2 separate regions of the Homo sapiens genome follow, and region 1 is linked to region 2. A link is a loop called in an ENCODE intact Hi-C map of the cell type or tissue named here. Cell type or tissue: GM12878. All regions are shown on one strand. Each heading gives the region's core, and the rest is flanking DNA. Links, peaks and the distances in the headings are about the cores only. Region 1 overlaps B4GALT6 (beta-1,4-galactosyltransferase 6). Region 2 has its middle 37 kb from the start of SLC25A52.

The links. A loop is a pair of places that touch in the nucleus more often than their neighbours do. Peaks named below come from ENCODE experiments on the same cell type or tissue, not always from the same donor. Only the 100,000 strongest peaks of a DNase experiment are listed, where the experiment ranks them.
Region 1: it touches region 2 in a loop (2.4-fold over the local background); 3 of 110 quality-filtered maps call a loop at or near these places.

The regions. Positions count from the first base shown.
Region 1 is chr18:31,631,217-31,639,216 of GRCh38, forward strand. B4GALT6 (beta-1,4-galactosyltransferase 6) reads right to left here. Exons shown (of 9, transcript NM_004775.5): 5 at 7,428-7,544. Among named protein-coding and RNA genes, the nearest start is that of TTR, 43 kb to the left of the region's middle. RefSeq lists an enhancer at 2,271-2,510. In GM12878, for the core only: no CTCF peak of the experiment used is centred there; a DNase peak (open chromatin) is centred at 3,305; H3K27ac peaks cover 2,328 bases.
Region 2 is chr18:31,718,077-31,730,127 of GRCh38, forward strand. It overlaps a transcript of B4GALT6 not described here, the pseudogene RN7SKP44, the pseudogene LRRC37A7P and the pseudogene LOC390846. Among named protein-coding and RNA genes, the nearest start is that of SLC25A52, 37 kb to the right of the region's middle. RefSeq lists enhancers at 5,847-7,046, 6,276-6,375, 6,342-6,841. In GM12878, for the core only: a CTCF peak has its summit at 4,487 (motif pointing left); a DNase peak (open chromatin) is centred at 4,465.

The DNA of each region.
Region 1 (8,000 bases), core at 1-8,000, 87 kb before region 2:
TTTTTTTTGGTATTTTTAGTAGAGATGGGGTTTCACCATGTTGGCCAGGCTGGTCTCGAACTACTGACCTCGTGATCCACCCACCTCAGCCTCCCAAGGTGCTGGGATTGCAGGTGTGAGCCACCGCGCCCGGCCCCCATCTGACTTTTTTCTATTATTTTTCAAACTTGTTGCATCATGATCAAATGATTACAATAATTAGACCCAAATGAAATAGACAAATAATAAATATACTTCAGGATTTTCAAATACACTGTTTAAATTTACTTACTATATTATTTTATAATTTAATAACATAGAAGAAAACAGTATCTAGTCCATTGGTACATCAGCACATTTAAATAATTTGTATTTCTGCTCTACTTCAAATACATCAGGATATAGATTACTTGTGGCGAGAAAAAAAAAGTCATTAAAAATAATATAAGTTTTATTTTGTTAGTGGAGCTTTCCATATGCTGTCAAGACTAAGAGAAGAGGAAACTGGAAGTGACTCAACAGTGACCCTTCTCTAAAGTACCAATACCAAGGAGGTCTAACTTTCTATTATTAATGCTTATAATAAATACCAAGAACATTTTAGACAAAAAACAATTGGAACTTACTACACAAAGCCCAACTTCCTTTATTACAACCATTTTCCTTTATTATTACAGAAAATACATTAAAGTACATGGGCAATAGTTTCTATTATTGCTTATGATAAAGATTAAGGGCATTTTTAAGGGACAAAAAATACAATTTTATTACACAGAACCCAACTCCCTATATTATAACCATTTTCCTTTATTTATCAGTGAACATATATTAAGGTGCACTGGCAATAAAAAACCTTCATTCTGCATATAAAGAAAATTAAAGAGCATTTACCAGTGTTTTAGCAACATTTAACAAAACCATTTCTAAAATATATTAAAAAAAGGATTACGATAGAAGTAAATGAGACACACATTGTAGTCATCATCAGAGCACTGCCTCAAGAGTGAAAAATTACTAATTTTTAGTCCTAGGCCTTGCACTAACTTGAGGTAATAGAAGTCATTTTATTTTTTACAGCCTCTTTTTTCACCAGTGAAATAAAATAAAAAGAAAAGGGAGTTAAATTATAATGTTATGACTAGTACATCAACATCAGCTTTAACAAACTACTTTTAAGGTTTTAAAAATTGTTTTTATTAAATGTTTTATTAAATGTGGACATAATACTCAAAGGCTTATAAAAGAAATAAGAAGTTCCATATCTAATCCATCTCCATCCAAGAGCAATACATTTCAACTCTTCCCATTTATTCCGGTATTTATCTACATATTTTGAGGAAATGAGAGTTCTGATATTTCTTGCTTCTTTCACTTTAAGACACTGTCTCTTGACTTCTTATCATGGTAGTGGAGGAGTTAAACCACCACACCTCCTGCCCCTACCTCTATTCTCCCAATATAGTTTTATCATAATTTTTGGTTAAATCAAGACTTTACATTATTAGGACTATGTAAATATTTAATATTTCTTCAGTGCTGAGTGAACTGTTTTCTTTTGCAAACTGGGAATAACTACAGTTTTCTATATAACTATTATATTATTACTTTGTACTGAAGGCCCAAGAAATATGCCCTACACCTATTAATAATTGATGTAATCATTCAAACACATCAAATCATCTATCAATTCTTTCTCCATCTCTCAAGCCCAACTCTCCCTTGCCCTCTCCAGACCATGTGTGCATATCACCTGGGTCGTCTTCATTCCCTAAATCACCTACGCCTTTTCCTTGGCTTTCTCAATTTCCTGAGGCACATTCTTCAAGAGCTTGCTAAGTAAAGACCCATGGAGAATACACTTTTAGCCAATTAAGGACTGAAAATGCCATTAGTCTACTCTCACATTTGTCAATTTGGCTGGGTAAAAAATTCCAGGAAAAAAAAATTTCCCAGTATTGCTGAGAATGTTCATAGGTTTCTGATTCATAATCATTGGTCATTTTTCCTAGAATTCCCAGTATCCCTCATCCTTTGCCTATGAAAGCCCTGAGATCCTGGCAGGAAGAGACACAAGCAGGTGGACGTCGAGAGGAACACACCAGCGATAAAGTTGCTCCTCTACTTAAGAACCTCCAGAAGGCAGTGGGGGGTTTTAAGCGGAGGAGAGACTTACATTAGGTCAGCATACATTAATATAAAACTACCACCTATCACATACATTTAAATGTGAAATATGAGGTAACAATACCAAAAGTGGTACAAGCTGGCATGGAGAACTGGTCTTCAAGTGTTATCAGACCTTCTTTCGGTTTCTAAAACATCACTTTATCCAGTGTCATCTGAAGGTTTTATGTAGAAGAGTGACTTAATCTACCTAACACAGGATAATCCAAGCCCTCACCCTGCACTTCCTTATTTGCTTCTCTGATTTCCTCCCCAGAATGTTCCTCAGCCGGCTGCTCTGGCAACATCGACCTCTTTGCTCAAACACACCAAGTATTCTCCTGCCTTCTCCAGAGTGCACAGCCTCTACAACAGCATGGCGTGCTCCTTTACATCATTCCAGGATGCTCTGATCTCACCTCCCCAGAGAGGCCTTCCCCAAATGCTCTGCAGAAAAGAGCACCACTACCTGCCCTTACCACTCTCTACCCTGAGTGCCATGGAGACACTGCAGAATGATTTACTACTGCCGGTCCTTCTGGGCCAGCAAAAGAAGGGGACTTGTCTGGTTTGTTCACTGCCACATCCCTTTTGTTGAATAAATGAAACCGGGCTGCAGGGACCTGATAAAGTGACAGGCTGGCCTTTTCTTTTGGAGACCTTCAAATATCAGATCTGGACTCTTTTTCCTGGAGATAATTCATTTCTCTAGCGAAGACACCACTATGCCCTGCCACAGCTGGAGGGGTGGGGAGATTCACACCTGGCTGTTGGCTTCAAAAGGCCAGACGGGGAAAGGCCTGGGGTCCCTAGGGTCAGCATGCAGATTTACTCAACCCCCCGGTTTTATGCCCTACCACACAGGTGCGTCAGCACTCTCAGCAGCTTCCTGCTACACTTTTTCCACAGGATAAACTGGAAAAAGTTTCTACAAGATACAACAGAGTAATGACCTGGCAGTACAAGTAAAGATGAGCAACTGGGAATGTGGCTGTTTTGTAGTCAAACTTTTAAACAATCTCCTTACTTTAGTGCAGTGCTTCAGCCTACCTTCTGTGACAGCACTGAGACAGAGGTGTGTCCAGCAAATTGACTCTAGTCTTGTCACATCACCCTCTACAAGCATGTGGGTTTGCACATCCTCTGTTCTGCTAGGCATCAGCACTCCATCTGCTTCCTGACTTAACCGAAACGTGTGAAAATCTCTCACCCACGACTTTCTGTCCTTGAGGTTTAATAACTTTTCAAAAGTTTTCTTCTTTCACTCTCATTTTAGGAGTTTGGAAAGAAGCAGTGAACCCATGTCCATCCTCTATATTTAACTAGAATTCCTGAGCTGCTCTTCAACTGCTTAGCACTCCCTGGGTACCTGTCTAGCAGAAAAATTACTTTTCTATTTCAAATATGGTGAAGATGTTTCTAGCTCAAAATCTCACTCTATCAAATACACAGTCCTGAATTAATATTGATCAAGCCTGAGATTAAGACTTAAAAGGTTTGAAAATAAAAACGCAGACCTTAGTTGCCTTGCAAAGATTGTTTCATCACATACACCAAATAACTGGTGCTGAATTCTCAGGACCATATGCCTTTAAAAACAGAGACAGGCTGCAGTGACTCATGCCTGTAGTCCCAGCACTTTGGGAGGCCGAGGAGGGTGGATCACAAGGTCAGGAGATCGAGACCATCCTGGCCAACCCTGTCTCTACTAAAAATACAAAAATTAGCTGGGTGTGGTGGCACATGCCTGTAATCCCAGTTACTCGGGAGGCTGAGGCACGAGAATCACTTGAACCCAGGAGGCAGAGGTTGCAGTGAGCCGAGATCACGCCACTGCACTCCAGCCTGGCGACAGAGCGAGACTCCATCACAAAACAAACAAACAAACAAAAAAAAAAAAAACCAGAGACAGCTCTCTCACCTCTCCACACATTATGGGGAATTGAAGTTTACACAAAGGAAACTAGCACTTTCCTAGATCAGTAAAACTGATCTAGAAATCTACAACTACAGCTCCATGAAAGTAGATGAGAATTTCCACTTGTTAGGTAAAACAAGTCAGATTTCACAGTACAGATTGTTACATTAAAAAGTACATAAGGCACAAAACTTAAAGAATGATTTATACACACAGAAGTATGGTATGTTATATTAAATACCAAGCATTTCCACGGAGAAAAAGCAGAGGTAAAAAGCTGAGAGTGAGAAACAAAACAAAAAACAAAACAAAACAAAAAGGCAGATTTAGAATAAAGGAACTGGAGAAACTATAACCATTTTAGGAATAAAAATTTGAGTATTTTCCAAAAATAAGCCAGGCATGATGGTGGGTGCCTGTAATTCCAGCTACTCGAGAGGCTGAGACAGGAGAATCGCTTGAACCTGGGAGGCAGAAGTTGCAGTGAGCTGAGATCGTGCTATCGCACTCCAGCCTGGGCGACAGAGGCAGACTCTGTCTCAAAAAAAAACTTTTTTGAGTATTTTCTACCAAAAGAGAGAAGATAAAAGTATCTAATAATACAAGCCAGGTAACTTTGTCTATCATTTATACTGTTACTTACCTATTCAAAACTAAGGAAATAAAGCCTAGCAGACCTTTTAGTAGAAACTGACAAGCAGAGTCAATGGAACACAGAGACCAGAAAAAGACCTGCATACATATGACGTGTATATATTAAGTGATTTTCAACAAAGATGCTAAAGCAATTCAATGGCGAAAACAGTCTTTGCAACAAGTGGTGATGAAACAACTAAACGAAACTTCACTCTTAGCTCATATCATATCTAAAGATTAACTCAATGATTAGCCTAAGTGTAAGAGCTAAAACTATTAAGTTTCTGGAAGAAAGAGAAAATCATACAGAACAATTTCTCAAATATAATACAAAAAGCCCAAGCTATAAAAACAAAAATCAATACATTGGACTTCATCAAAATTTAAAACTTTTCAAAAAACAGTCAAAAGAATAAAAAGGCAAGCCATAGACTATATTTGCAAAACTTATGTCTTACAAAAGACTTGTATTTAAAATACATAAATAATTCTTACAACTCAGTAAAAACAAAGACAACCCAATTAAAATATGAGAAAAAGATCTGAACAGAAACTTCACCATAGAAGGTATGTGGGAAGCAAATAAGTGCATGAAAAGATCATCAACATTAATCATCAGGGAAATAAGATACTACCACAGACCCACTAAATGGCTAAAATTAAAAAGACAAACCATACCAAGTGCTGGCAATGATGTAAAGCAATTGGAAAGGTCAGTATACATTAACAGAAAATTACCATCTATCACATACACTTAAATATGAGGTGACAATACCAAAAGTGATACAAGCTGCTATGGAGAACTGGTCTTTAAGTGTTATCAGATCTTTTTTAGGTTTCCAAAACATCACTCTATCCATGTTTAGAAATAATGTAGAAAATTAAATTCTTTTTTTCAATTTATTTTTATTTTTATTTTTATTTTTTGAGATACAGTCTCGCTCTGCCGCCCAGGCTGAAGCGCAGTGGCGCAATCTTGGCTCACTGCAACCTCCATCTCCCAGGTTCAAGCACTTCCCTGCCTCAGCTTCCCAAGTAGCTGGGATTACAGGTGCCTGCCACCATGCCCGGCTAATTTTTGTATTTTTAGTAGAGACGAGGTTTCACCATCTTGGCCAGGCTGGTCTTGAACTCCTGACCATGTGATCCACCCACATCAGCCTCCCAAAGTGCTGGGATTACAGGTGTGAGCCACCATGCCAGGCCAAATTCTTTATATTTACACTTTATAGCCTTTAAACAAAGACTACAAAAAGTAAGTCAAGGTCATTTCAACTCTATTTAAATTAACTATGTTAAAGAATTATGATTTATTCAGCTTTGATAGCATCTGTTCAGAAACAAAACGAATAAGCTTTTTTGACAATATTTTAAAATTCCATTCTCCACCTGGTTCTCTCTTCTAAAAGAATCATAGAATCTCAAATTTGGAAGGGATCTTGGGCATCACATAGTTTAGTCTTCCATGCAATGTATGCTTTTTTTTTTTTTTTTTGACCTGTCAGTTCAATGGATGCATATTTACTTACCAACTGTAGAGCTGGGTCTATATCCTACAACAAAAACAGTCAAGGTTCCTCTACCAAGAAAGATGACTTTGAAAATGAAAAACTGAAAACAGGACAGAAAATGTTTAATGTATACTACTTTTTGTTTTTAGGTTTACTAACTGGCTGTCATTCAGGTGTCTCTGATTACCTAATAAAGTTAATCCAATATTGATTTTCAGGGATAGCCAGCAACTACCCCACAGTACAAAGAAATCCTCAATCGAGAATTAACTATGCTTTGCTGTTGTGTTAAAAAAAGAAAAAAACTTTCCTTCCTTTTCTGTAGTTAAATTCATGGGTCATAAACTGAAATGTTTTTTCAAATTAAACACTGCGAATATAACCAAGGTAACTGTACGGTGCTTTGGTATAATTTAGAAAAGAACTTTGAGTTGTACCAGTTATGAGTCCAGATGTCTGTACATGAGTCTAAATGCTGCCAAGTAGCCTAAATTAGAAAATAAACAGTTTCTCAATTAAATGAAACTTTACAGAGGTTTTCAAAAATAAACATCATAAGCCTAATGAAAACATAAAAAGTAATAATACTATAAGCCAAAGACACATTTAATCCTGTAAGGTAAATATAAGCTGTACAGTTATTTTAAAAACCATAGATTGACAATCCTATATTTAGAATATCATTAAAATATAACGAGGCTGTCATACTAAAGTGAAACATGATTGCTGATTAAGTCATTTGACCAAATTACAATTATTATAAAAGAAATATATGGGCCCAATCCAAAATGTAATTTCACCCAAGTATAAAACTAAGAATTTGGCCGGGCACAGTGGCTCATACCTGTAATCCTAGCACTTTAGGAGGCCGAGGGGGGTGGATCACGAGATCAGGAGATCAAGACCATCCTGGCTAACACGGTGAAACCCTGTATCTACTAAAAATATAAAAAATTAGCCGGGCGTGGTGGCGGGTGCCTGTAGTCCCAGCTACTTGGGAGGCTGAGGCAGGAGAATGGCGTGAACCTGGGGGGCGGAGCTTGCAGTGAGCCGAGATCGCGCCACTGCATTCCAGCCTGGGCAACACAGCAAGACTCTGTCTCAAAAAAACTAAACTAAGAATCAGACTTACCTTATTAATCCTAAATATGTTTAATCTAACCATATCTAAGAGTTTAGATTCTAGTATACTTAGTGACCACTATGAAAAGTATTCTCACCTGTTCAATGACATAAAACGCAAATTCCAGCCGCTGCTTCTGGAGCATTGGAATCAGATGTAAGAAAAAAATTGGAAGATGTTCATGGCGATTACGGAAAGGAATGAGAACTGCCACCTTTAAAACAAAATAGTCATGTATGTAAATAAATATATCTACCACATCCTAGAGGTAAGGATAAAAATCAATCCTTGAAAACTTCTGATGGTTTTAAAGCCACGTCCTTATGAATTTTCTCATCAGAGATACAACAGCAAGCAAACACGCAAAAAGCCCTTGCTGCATGCTGCTATGGTCTTATAAAGCTGAGAGGTAGAAGGGGCTCTGAAGCGTTTTCTAAAGATTGTGGCCTTTAACCTATGAACATCATGAGAAATTGAGAGTGATAAATCAGATGTGGTGACTACAAAGACTACTTTGGTGGCAATATGGAGGGCAGACTGGAGAAGACCAAAAATTGACTCAGGGAGCTAGTTAGGCAATTAGTACAGTCGTTGAGAAAACAGGTAATGGTAGCTTAAACTAACAGGAGGATAAAGGAGAAGAGAAGTACATGGGTTTTCAACACATCTA
Region 2 (12,051 bases), core at 1-8,000:
ACTTCAAACAGAAATCATTAAGATAGTTCCACATTTTTTAAAAGCACAACATTAAAGCATTGCAACAACATCAAAATAAGACCAAGGTCTAAATTTGTGTTTCTCAACAGAGGTGATTTGTCCCCCAGGGGACATTTGGCAATGTCTGGAGATATTTTTGGTTGTCTCAACTAGGAGGGAGTGATAGCAACATTTAGGGTAGAGGCCAGGGATGCTGCTGAACATCTTACAATGCACAGGACAGCTCCAACAACAGCCATCTGTACTAAAATGTTTATAGTGCCAAGGTTAAGAAACCCAGGTCTATCTAAATGGATGCAAGATAGGGCCTGTTTATAAGACAGTGTTGACTTATTTCTTTTATTTCAAACAGTTCAGAAGTTGCCTGTCATTCAGAATCTCCATAAATCCCAGTGGCAACCAGCCTTCTCCTGCACCTAACACAACGCTCTCCACATATCTGGAGGGCTGGTGCTTGGAGAATCAGTTGTGCAGAGTCACTAAGAGCCAGCCCCGACTTCCATATCAGAAAAGAATATTTATAGAGGCAGAAACCTCTGAACTGGCCATGAAGAGCCAAAAGGGAGGGTGTGATATTCCACCCCCTGCCTCCTCTCCACTCCTGAGAGAAGAAGCCGCTACCAGGAAGGGCACTGATTCCTGGAATGACCAACTCCATCACATTAACCTCCTTATGGGCCCTCATAACCAACTGCTTCCTAGAAAAGAGATTGACATGTTGGGTTTTTGATAGCATAAGTAGCATTTTTTGAATCCTCAGCAAGAAGCTACCAAGATAGATAAAAGTTTTTTGGGGAATGTGAGGGTTATCTGGCTGTGACATATGTCACCCCATTAATGGCCAGGATTGATTTGGCTGACCTGGCTGGCTAGGTGGGTGTCCTCTTCCTCCCTCACCCCTACATGTGCGTCCCTCCTGAAGCTGCATGCTCGTTCCAAGAGGATGACCATCCCCAATAGAGGAGGACCGGTCTTTGGTCAAGGGTATACAAATAGCTGCACTCCCCTGCTAGAACCTCCAAACAAGCTCTCAAGGTAAGAGTTTTTTGGAGAGATAAATAGTTTTCTGCATTCTTTAAATTCCAATCGGTATATCAAGATTTAGACCTTGCTGACTTCACCATTAAGCCAGGAATAGGGAGAACTCAGGCTATGCTGTAAGGGAGACCTCTGCCATGTGGGAAGGGTAGAGCTGACATACTCCATTCCCAGAGCAGGGGGCAAGGAGAAAAGAGATGGGGGAGCAAAAAGAGGCAACTCATCTGGCAACCTGCTCCAGACCAAATTCCCGGAGGGGAAAAATCAATGGACACATCTAGGCAAATATGAAGGAAGCTTGGGGCTAGTTGTTTTCTTCACCCTGTAAAACCTAAGGGAGCTGAGAGCCTCCAGAAAAAGATCATGCCCTGTCTGATGGTATAACCACCCAATCTGTTCACCTTGCCCGCTGCCTAGACAGAGCCAATTTACCAAGACAGGGGGATTTCAATAGAGAAAGAGTAATTCATGCAGAGCCAGCTGTGCAGGAGACCAGAGTTTTATTATTACTGAAATTAGTCTCCCTGAGCATTCTGGGATTAGAGTTTTTAAAGATAATTTGGCGAGTAGGGGTAGGGTAAGTGGGGAGTGCCGTTTGATCAGGTAGGAGATGGAATCATAGCGGATCAAAGTGAGTTTCTCTTGCCGTCCTCTGCTCCTGGATAGATGTGGCAGAACTGGTCGAGCCAGATTACCAGTCTGGGTGGTGTCAGCTGATCCATCAAGTGCAGGGTCTGCAAAATATCTCAAGCACTGATCTTTGGTTTTACAGTAGTGATGTTATCTCCAGGAGCAATGTGGGGAGGTTCAGACTCTTGGAGCCAGAGGCTGCATGACTCCTAAACTGTAATTTCTAAACTTGTAGCTAATTTGTCAGTCCTGCAAAGGCAGACTGGTCCCCAGGCAAGAAGGGGGTCTTTTCAGAAAAGGGCTGTTATTAATTTTGTTTTAAAGTCAAACCATGAACTGAATTTCTTCTTAAAGTTAGTTTGGCCTATGCCCAGGAATGAACAAGGACAGCTTAAAGGTTAGAAGCAAGATGGAGTTGCTTAGGTCTAATTTCTTTCACTGTCATAATTTCTTCAGTTGTAATTTTGCAAAGGTGGTTTCAATAAGAAGAAAGACAGGTGGATGAACCTGAAATACCGCTCCTAGTCCCTCACTTCTGAGCAGAGTGTGCTGTGGATCCAGACACTGGTGTGTTCCCTGGGAAGGGGCAAAGAGGTGCTGAGATTACCAGCAGGCTCCCTGAGGCCTGGGCTGGAGAGATGTCAAGGACTGCAAAATTGTGGGCAAATGGCAGGACTTCAGCTATGGGTGCCATCGTGATATCCAACACCACAAGGTACAACTAATCAGTAGCGCTTCAAAGGACACCAGACCTGGAGCAGGAACCAGGGAGTTCCCAAAAGGACTGACGCCCACCCATGTGGAGTAGAGGTCCCTCAATTCCCTGTCCCCAAGAGGCCCCTTGAACGGGGGAAAGAAATTTGAAGATGGAACATTGACCTGAATGAGACTGTGTGGATTGAAATGGAATGAAATAATGTGAATTGGCACGTGTGTCACCCTGCTCACCTTGGCATGTGTGTCACCCTGCTCACCACCCGTGCCATAGGGTCCTCATGACCAGAGTTAGGCCTGTCAAGCTAAATAACAAACAGAAAGAGACCCTTCAAAGATAATAAGCTTATTTGGGTGTGCACAGAAGATTTGCAAATCTGGGATATGCAGGCTTTGGAGACCGTAGGCACATCCAAAGTGGCTGAGGCAGGGGGAAGTGTTTAAAGGCAAAAGGGAGAAGTATACATCATTTGTTTTCAAACAGAGAATGTTGGTTACAGGGGATCATCACAGGAGTTGACACTGGTTCATTCGTGGAGACAGTGTGTCAGGCAAGTGTTCTTGTGCATTCTGCTTGCTGTCCTTGTGACTCATGTAGCAAGCTGCACTTTAGGAAGTTCTTGGCAGAAGTTCTTGTTACAGGCGTATGTGCATGAGAGTCCTTCAGAAAGTCTTTGTAACAGCGTATGTCCACCGGGGCCTGTCGGGGGGTGGGGGGCTGGGTGGGGGATAGCATTAGGAGAAATACCTAATATAAATGACGAGTTGATGGGTGAAGCAAGCCAACATGGCACATGTATACCTATGCATCAAACCTGCACGTTGTGCACATGTACCCTAGAACTTAAAGTATAAAAAAAAACCAACAAAAGTGGATGTCAGCAACTTCATGTTAAACATCTGTGTTACATTTCCATAGTAGAATGCCTAACATATACATTATAAACCATCATGAATCAAAACTGTAAAAAATAAAAACTTACAAAAAAAATAATGTGTGTCAACTTGACTAGGCAAGGGTGTGCAGTTGTCTGGTTAAACACTAGTCTAGGCATTGCCATGAAGATATTTTGTAGATGTGGTTAACATCTTTAAGCAGTTGACGCTAAGTAAAGCAGGCTACCCTTGATAATGTCGATAGGTCTTATCCAATCAGTTAAAGGTCTTAAGAACAAAGACGAAGGTTTCCCAGAGTAGAAGGAATTTACCTCCAGGCTGAAACATAGGTGTCTTTCCTGAGTTCCAGCCTGCTAGCCTGCCCTACAAATTTCAGACTCAAGACTACAACAATAACTCTTGCCTGAGTTTCTAACTTGGCATCCTGCCTTACAGATTTCAGATTTATCATCCCTCACAATTGTGTAAGCCAATTCTCTTTCTTTCTCTCTCTCTCTCTCTCTCTGTGTGTGTATGTGTGTGTGTGTGTATGTGTGTATGTGGGTTCTGTTTCTCTGGAGAGCCCTGATTGATACACTTGGCAGTATCTATCAAGTTGCAAACTCACATACCCTTCGAACTAGGAATTCTACACTAGGAATTCCACCCTCAGATGTACTCATGCATAAGTGAAATTATGCATACACAAGATTCTGTAGTACTGAAGAAATAATTAAATGCCCTTTACTGAAGTATTTAAAAATTATGGTATACACATAGCTAGAATAATTTGCAACCATAAACAAAAAAAAGCTTCCTGTATTCTTTTATAGAATCTCATCCAAGATAATATTAAGTGAAACCAAGATACAGAATTGAGTATATGGATACTACCATTCATATAGAAGGAGGAAGGAGCAAGGGTATTGTATACACAACACACACACACATACACACGTATTCTCTGGAAGAATACATAAGGAATTGGTAATATTGGGTAATATTGATTCTGGAGAATAAGAATATATTTTTGTAACTTTAGAGCTTGGTACCATATATCATGAAAACAAATCAATTGTGAGTGGAATTAAAAGGCACACCACATAACATTTATAAGGAAAGGATGCAGAATCCTGGGTGGCTGCTCACATTACAATGAGTCTTCCTCAGTAGTGCTCTCAGGTTTGTGATTGTTCTGCCCCCTAGAGGCGGCTTTGAGAAGTGCTTGAGATGAACGTCTCTGTGACTCCCTCATCAGCAGGCTCAGCTTAGCCTAGGAGCACAGGCCTGAAGTGGGTGCTCACAGGATGGTTTTCCTCTGCCTACTTGCCTTCATTTCATCTGGCAACAGTGGTTCCGGTAATGTTGGCAGTCAGTGGCTATCACGGTGGGAAGAATCAGAACTTGAATAAACCACAGCGCTACTATGATCCCGTTCTTAGTGGCAGAATCACACACAATAAAAGAGAATTTGAGGTCTTCAATCACTAATGAAATACCAAGACCTCTTTATTACTCAATTTGGGTCAAAAAATATCAGCTAGAAAAGGAAGTTGGGAATGATTATTCACGTTTATGAGTGTAGCCTCTGACATATAAATGAATTACATACTAATCATGAGGTTGGATTTTAAATCTTGGCATACTCAAAATGTACAGAAAAGACATGTTTTCACTGCAGGCTGCAGCTGAATAATGAAATATGAAAACTACATTTTTGAACTATTTAATTTTTTGAAATTTAAACATATAATTTAGCAATATAGCATACATATTTCCACCATCACACAATGTTAATGTTTTTCTTATTGGCTTCTAATTTCTTTTTTAATTATTGTTTTATAATAGATCCCTTTTATTGAAAGCTCACTGTTTGCAAAGCAGTCTACATTCATTATCCCATGAAATCCTCAAACAACCCTAAAAGGTAGGTGTCAGTACCACCGCACTTTGTGATTGTACCAGACAATCAGTAATAAGATAGGTAAGAATGGCTATGGGGGAAGTCAGCTGGGTTCTAGTTATAGTCGCATTTCAGAAAATTATTTAACATGCTGACTTTAACAACCTAAGCGTCTTCTCCCTGTGTGCACACAGGGTAGACCTCTGAAGAGTGGCGCTGTAGCTTCTAGGGTAAAGGCTGTGTTAAGTCAAGGCAGGATGACAGTTCAGCTTCCTCCCAGGCTAGTGCAAAGAGCTATTCACTAGGATTAAAGGCCTTCTCTCTCCCAGACTGAATTGCTCACCCCCCAAAACCCCTCCTACAGAAAATTTGGAGTCCTCGTTTATTCCCCGGCAGCCCCTGCCTAATAGGGTGGTGAATTAATTACCAAACATGCAACAAAGGATATCAAAGGTTTGGCGAAAATGGCAACATTTTGGAATAAATGACCGTAATGTGTGCTCTGCCTGCCACCCTAACTGGCGCACATTTTGCAGGTCAGTTGCTTTCCCTATGGCCAAGAGGAGGAAAAGCATCTCTCGGATTTCAGCTTGGAGGAGGAAGAGTTCAGGCTGCCAGAACTGGACTGGCACTTCTGAATATCCCGAGGCAAGGTCCCATAACTTCCTTGGGAAGCTCTGCCGCACCTCCAACCCACCCCACCCCACCCCACCCCACCAGGCTGCTGGAGTCTTGGGACCGCAGACCCCGCGGCCCAAATTCTTCCTCGCAGAGGGGAGGGGAGGGGTGTTCCGGCCGGGCAGGGCGGAAGGGAGGTTTGGGCTGGATTGTGGGATAAGATTGCCCTGGTGACGCGGAGCGGATCTGGACCCGAGCCTAATAAAGGCTGCGTAAATAAAGGTGTAGTTAATAAAGGACGGGATGGGGCGCGCGGTTGCCAGGGGCGCCAGCGTCTCGGGGCTGCCCTAATGGCTCCTGCTCAGTGCGCGGCGCCAGCGCTTGTCTTGTCCCGGCTGCGTCTCTGGGCCCCACGGGCCCCTCCTCACATGGCAACTATTGTGGCTACTAGTCCAGGCGGCTTAGCCTCTGGAGTGGGTCCAGGACCCGCTCCAGCTGACCTCTGACTCCCTGGGGCCAACTTAGCCCTGGTCTTCCCGCTCCTCCGATCTCCCACGCGAATCGCCGCCATGAGCTAACTCCCCACCCCCGGGCAGACCCGGGAGAGCTTTGATTACCTGGGGTCTTCTGCTTCCTCCCAGACGTCAGCTCCGCTTCAGGAATCGACTGAGACTTTGGCTCAGAGTTTGGTTCCATTCTTGGACACGGATTCAGCTGGAGAGCTGCCCCGGGGCCAGAGCAGTTCGCTGCTGCACACTGGGATCTGAATGACAAGCTGACTCGGCACAGAAGTCTCCCAGAGGTGGTTGCAATGCTAGACTGGGATCAGAACCAGGCCCTAGCTCGGCCTCTTTGCCTCAAAAGTAAGTTTCTAACTGTAGATCTAGATCAGGCTGCAGATCATCAGGCATATGAAATACTTGTTCCACCTCTAGATAGAAATCAAAAGCAAGGAACTTTACTGTTTCGCCCAAGAACCGGAAGAAAGATCTAGCTCAGCATCAAAGGCTTGCCAAGGTTGTTGTTGGAACTCCATACCGATTTGTATCAAAACCTCAGCGTCAGAAACAAACTCTGCAGAATGGGTATTTAGATTCAAGTATGGATATACTGTATCTGGGCAGCCTGCCTCCAGAACTCCAGGTGAGCTCAGATGAGCCTCCAGGGCCTCCTGAGCAAGCTGGACTTTCTCAGTTCCATCTAGAGCCTGAAACTCAAAATCCAGAAACCACTGAAGAGATCCAGTCCTCTACTCCAGCAAGAAGCTGCAGCGCAGCTTCCACAGCTCCCTGAGGTGGTAGAACTTTCTTCAACCAAAGCTGGAGGCCCCAGCTCTGCCTTCACAGTCCCTTGAGGGGGTCCACTCTTCAACAGAGCAGAAGGCTCCAGCACAGCAGCTACCTGCCTTTGAAGAGATCCTAGCCCCACTATTGATACATCATGAGGTAAATGTTCCATTGAAAAGTTGGAGTGAAGTTCAGCACTCACACTTGCCCAGTGTCACAATCAAACCTGTGGACGTGGAGCTTACGGTAACTCCAGAGCCAGGTAAGAAACTTACAACAAGCCAGGAACAGGCCCCAGCTCAGCCTCCAGAACACTCCAAAGAGGTGGGCTCTTCCTCAACCCAATTATAGCCCCCAGCTCAGACTCCAGACCCCCCTAAGGAGGTAGAACCTTCTCCAGTCCAGCAGAGTTCCCAGATGAGCCACCAGAGCCCCCTAAGGAGGTTGAACCATCTGCAACCCAGCAGGAAGCCTCAGGTCATCCTCCGAAGTCCACTGAAGAGGTCAGTCCTCCACTGCAGCAGGAGATACCAGCTCAGCCATCAGAGCCACCTGAGAAGGTCAAACCATCTCCAGTCATAAAGCAGCCCCCAACTCAGCTTTTAGAGCCACATTCAAAGTAATTAACTGGTATTATCTGTCCAAGAGATTGGATGGATAGGAAGTTAAACTTCTGGGAGATGCCTCATTATTTGTACCAGTGGCTCCACATTATTTCTTGATTAATTGTGCAGACTGAGAAGCTGACAGCTAGTTTTTCCAATTCAAGAGTCATCATGGGGATGTTCTCAATTGTTGTTAGTGGGACTTGTGTTGTTTCCATGTCGAGATATTGTAATGCCGGTAATTTAAACAGATAATAATCTCCAATAGTTGTCAGAGGATTGTGATTGAGAATTGTTAGTGGTGAAGGTTCGAGATAGAAGCTCTTCTTGCTGTCCCTCCTGCTGCTCCCTTGCATAGCACCAGTGCTGGAAGTTTCTGAGAGCAGTCTGCAGGTGCTGAACATCATACTTAAACTGGTCAACCCGAAGTTTGGCATTCTGCCTTTTATTAGGGGGCTCCTTGCTGGACAAAATCTCCCGATGTTCTAGATGGCTGAATATCTGGTCTGTGCTTGCTTGGATTTCACCTTCTACTAAGTGCACAGACTGCTTGTCTGCCGTCTCCAGGTGTCCCATGTGAGAATGTATCTCATGGACCTGCTTGTGCGTTTGCTGGTTCAGGGGCTCCATGTCACCGGCCCAGCTGGCCCCAACTCCAGCTCTGGCTTCCTTGGAATATGTCCTCGCAGCCCTGCTTCTAATTTATTTTTTTTAATTAAGATGCATTGGTTTTTTGCTGATCAAAAATTCTGACATATGGCCGGGCGTGGTGGCTCACGCCTGTAATCCCAGCACTTTGGGAGGCCGAGATGGGCGGATCACGAGGTCAGGAGATTGAGACCATCCTGGCTAACACGGTGAAACCCCATCTCTACTAAAAATACAAAAAATCAGCCGGGCATGTTGGCGGGCGTCTGTAGTCCCAGCTACTCGGGAGGCTGAGGCAGGAGAATGGCGTGAACCCGGGAGGCGGAGGTTGCAGTGAGCGAGATCGCACCACTGCACTCCAGCCTGGGCGACAGAGCGAGACTCCGTCTCAAAAAAAAAAAAAAAAAAAATTCTGACATATTACTGACAATTTCAAAAACAGGAAAAGTCTGACAGTATTAGTAGGGTTGACTAAAACAATATGAAATTGACTAAAATAAGTGGACTGTTTTGCAATTAAAAAATTTTAAGTCAATGCAAATATTTATAACTTTTAAGTCTCCTCTAAAAGATAACCAAAGAGCTTATTTAATCCTGTTTTAAATGATGTTAAATTCTTTGCAGATTATTACATAGGATATATTTTAGTAATGATTTAAAGGAGGAAGAAGCAGCCTATTTTATGTTCATTGTAAGTGTTTCTAATAATCATCATTGAATGGTATTAAGTAGCCAGGAGCAGAGATATTGGGGTTATGGTGCTCTGTAAATCAAGTTAATGACATGCCCTTTGATTTTCCAGAACATAAACTCTCATTGCTAATACCCTTCCCTCTGACCATTGTTGTTCATCAAAGTTCTTTCCTAGATGTTGTGTCCTCTACAAACTGTCAGTGATGGTTGTTGCATTCCCCTGGTTCAGTGGTCACTTGCATGCTGGTGACACTGGACTCCAGGCTTGCTGGAGCTTCCAATATGGGTATCCCTGGGAGTATCAAACTCAATGTGTCTCTGCACTCCAGCCTCGGCTACAGGCTGGAATTTTGTCTCTAAAAAACAGAACAAAACAACAAACTCCATGTGTCTAAAAGTGAAATCACTGTCATTCCCCCAAAATTGTTCCTTCATTCACTATCACCCACTTAGTCAACCAGGCACTGGGTTCTATGCTATTCTCCTTCCTTGCCTTCATGTCAAATTCTTCAATCCTGTCCAATTTTTCTACCTAAAATGTCAAATTATCCTGTCCTAGATCGGACCCTAGACACCTCTTACCTGCACTATTTCAATCATTTCCTGATTTCTTAACTCTTCTTCCTGTCTCCAGTCTTTCCTCCCTCTGCATTCATCCACAACGTAACCAGAAGGATGGATCCAAAACGCAGTTCTGGAGACAAACTATCACTTCTGGTCACACAACTTGGTATATGAAAAAGCATGAAGCCAAATAACCCTACTATATCTTCTGATTTATTAAATATACGTGTATTTCAATATATGGAGAAGTTTGTAACATATAAGCAGAAGTTTCTAAGACAGTTTTCTACATACCATTACCTGATGCATAAATGTCTCTCACCCGGACAGAGATGTCTTATTCAGGAGTTCACCTCCACATTGAACAACTCCAGACACACTGAATTCTGAGGGGTGCCCCTCTAATAAGAACAGTTCCCCTTAGAATTGGCAGCAGAGCAGTACTGCCCGGAGGCCCCCTCTCTTCTGTGCCAGAATTGCGCCTTTGCATCATGTTTACTTTCCTTTTCCTTCCACTGCTGAGAACAGTGGGGCTCTCTGCCCGCTCATGATATTCTGGGGACTCTTGTGTGATTCCCTACTACCACTTAGGTCACCAGGATCCACCAGGACCCTCTTTAACTGCACAGGGCTCCCTCGGATGCCACAAGAACTCTAGGAACCTCACTGCTGCTGTGGAGACCCTATAAAAACAGCAGAACCAGAGTGGGCTGTATAAGGAGCTGTGATTTGGCCCCACTTAGTGGAACCCAGAATTAATTTCCTCCCAGAAATAATGCGGTCATTCTGGTTATGGTTTGTACTACTGCTACTACCATCATTAAATTCAGAGGTGCTGGCGGGGCGCAATGGCTCACATCTATAATCCCAGCACTTTGGGAGGCTGAGGCAGGTGGATCACCCAACGTCAGGAGTTCGAGACCAGCCTGGCCAACATGGTGAAACCCTGTCTCTACTAAAAAATACAAAAATTAGCCGGGCATGGTGGTGCATGCCTGTAGTCCCAGCTACTCGGGAGGCTGAGGCAGGAGAATTGCTTGAACCCAAAAGGCAGAGGTTGCAGTGAGCCAAGATCGTGCCATTGCATTCCAGCCTGGGCGACAAGAGTAAGACTCCATCTCAAATAAATAAATAAATAAATAAATTCAGAGGTGCTAAATAGGACTTTGGGTTCATTCTAAAAAATTAAACTACTACAGAAGCACTATGGGCTGTAGGAAAATGTGCGCTGAACTGACTTACCAGGGACCATTTGGAGTGTAGTCGACCAATATTTGAGCCCAAATAAATGAATCTTAGAATCAGGTTAATGTTAACTTGATTTTTTTAAAAGTCCACTGGAGGCACTATAATACATGAACTATAATATCCATCTTTTTTTGCATTATTCATTTTATTTTACTTTATTTCTTAAGTTCAGGGGTACAAGTTCAGGTGTGTTACATAGGTAAACTTGTGTCATGGGGGTTTGCTGTACAGATTATTTCATCACCCAGGTATTAAGCCTAGTACCCATTGGTTGTTTTTCCTGTTCCTCTCCCTCCTTTCACCCTCCTACCTCCAATAGGCCCTACCCATCTATGTGACCATGAGTTCTTATCATTTAATTCCCACTTCTAAGTGAGAACATGTGGTATTTGGTTTTCTGTTCCTGCATTAGTTTGCTAAGGATAATGGCCTCCAGCTCCATTCATGTCCCTGCAAAGGACATGATCTTGTTCTTTTTTATGGCTGCATAGTATTCCATGGTGTATATGTACCACATTTTCTTTGTCCAGTCTATCACTGATGGACATTTAGGTTGATTCCGTGTCTTTGCTATATAATATCCATCCTTACCAGTACATGTATTCTCAGATGTTTTCTCTAGCACTGTAAAGCAATGGACATGGCTTGCTTGTGTAGGTCATCGTATTCATGTCATAGGGCACACCCTGAGATGGAATTTCCAATATTTTGAGGGAGTAGCATAAATAAAGCTGACTATCTGAAGTCATTTTGTAATGTTATTCCTCTTGCACCTTTACTCCAGCCTCACTGGCTTTCTTGCCATTGCTCAGACACACCAAGGTCATGCCCAGCTTAGTGTATTCCTATTGTTTGGCATGCACATCTCAAGATTTTGCTTGACTCTCCCATAGCTGCTTTTGTTCTGTTTGCAGAAAAACCACAGCTGAGTGCCCAATTTAAAATAGCCTCCTCCTGCCCAACTCATCTAATCCCTTTGTTCTGCTATATTTTTCTTTAAAACATATATTTATTGTAAATATATAGGTTATTTGTTTTCTGCTCCTTCAACTGTTATGTAAGACCTATGAGGATAAAGAATTTCTCCACCTCCTTCACTGCTGAAAGTGTCCAGCATGGCATATAGTAGACATGCCATGTATATATATTTTGAAGGAATGAATGAATAAATTAGTCAGTCTTAATATTTCATCTTCTCTCTTTTCTC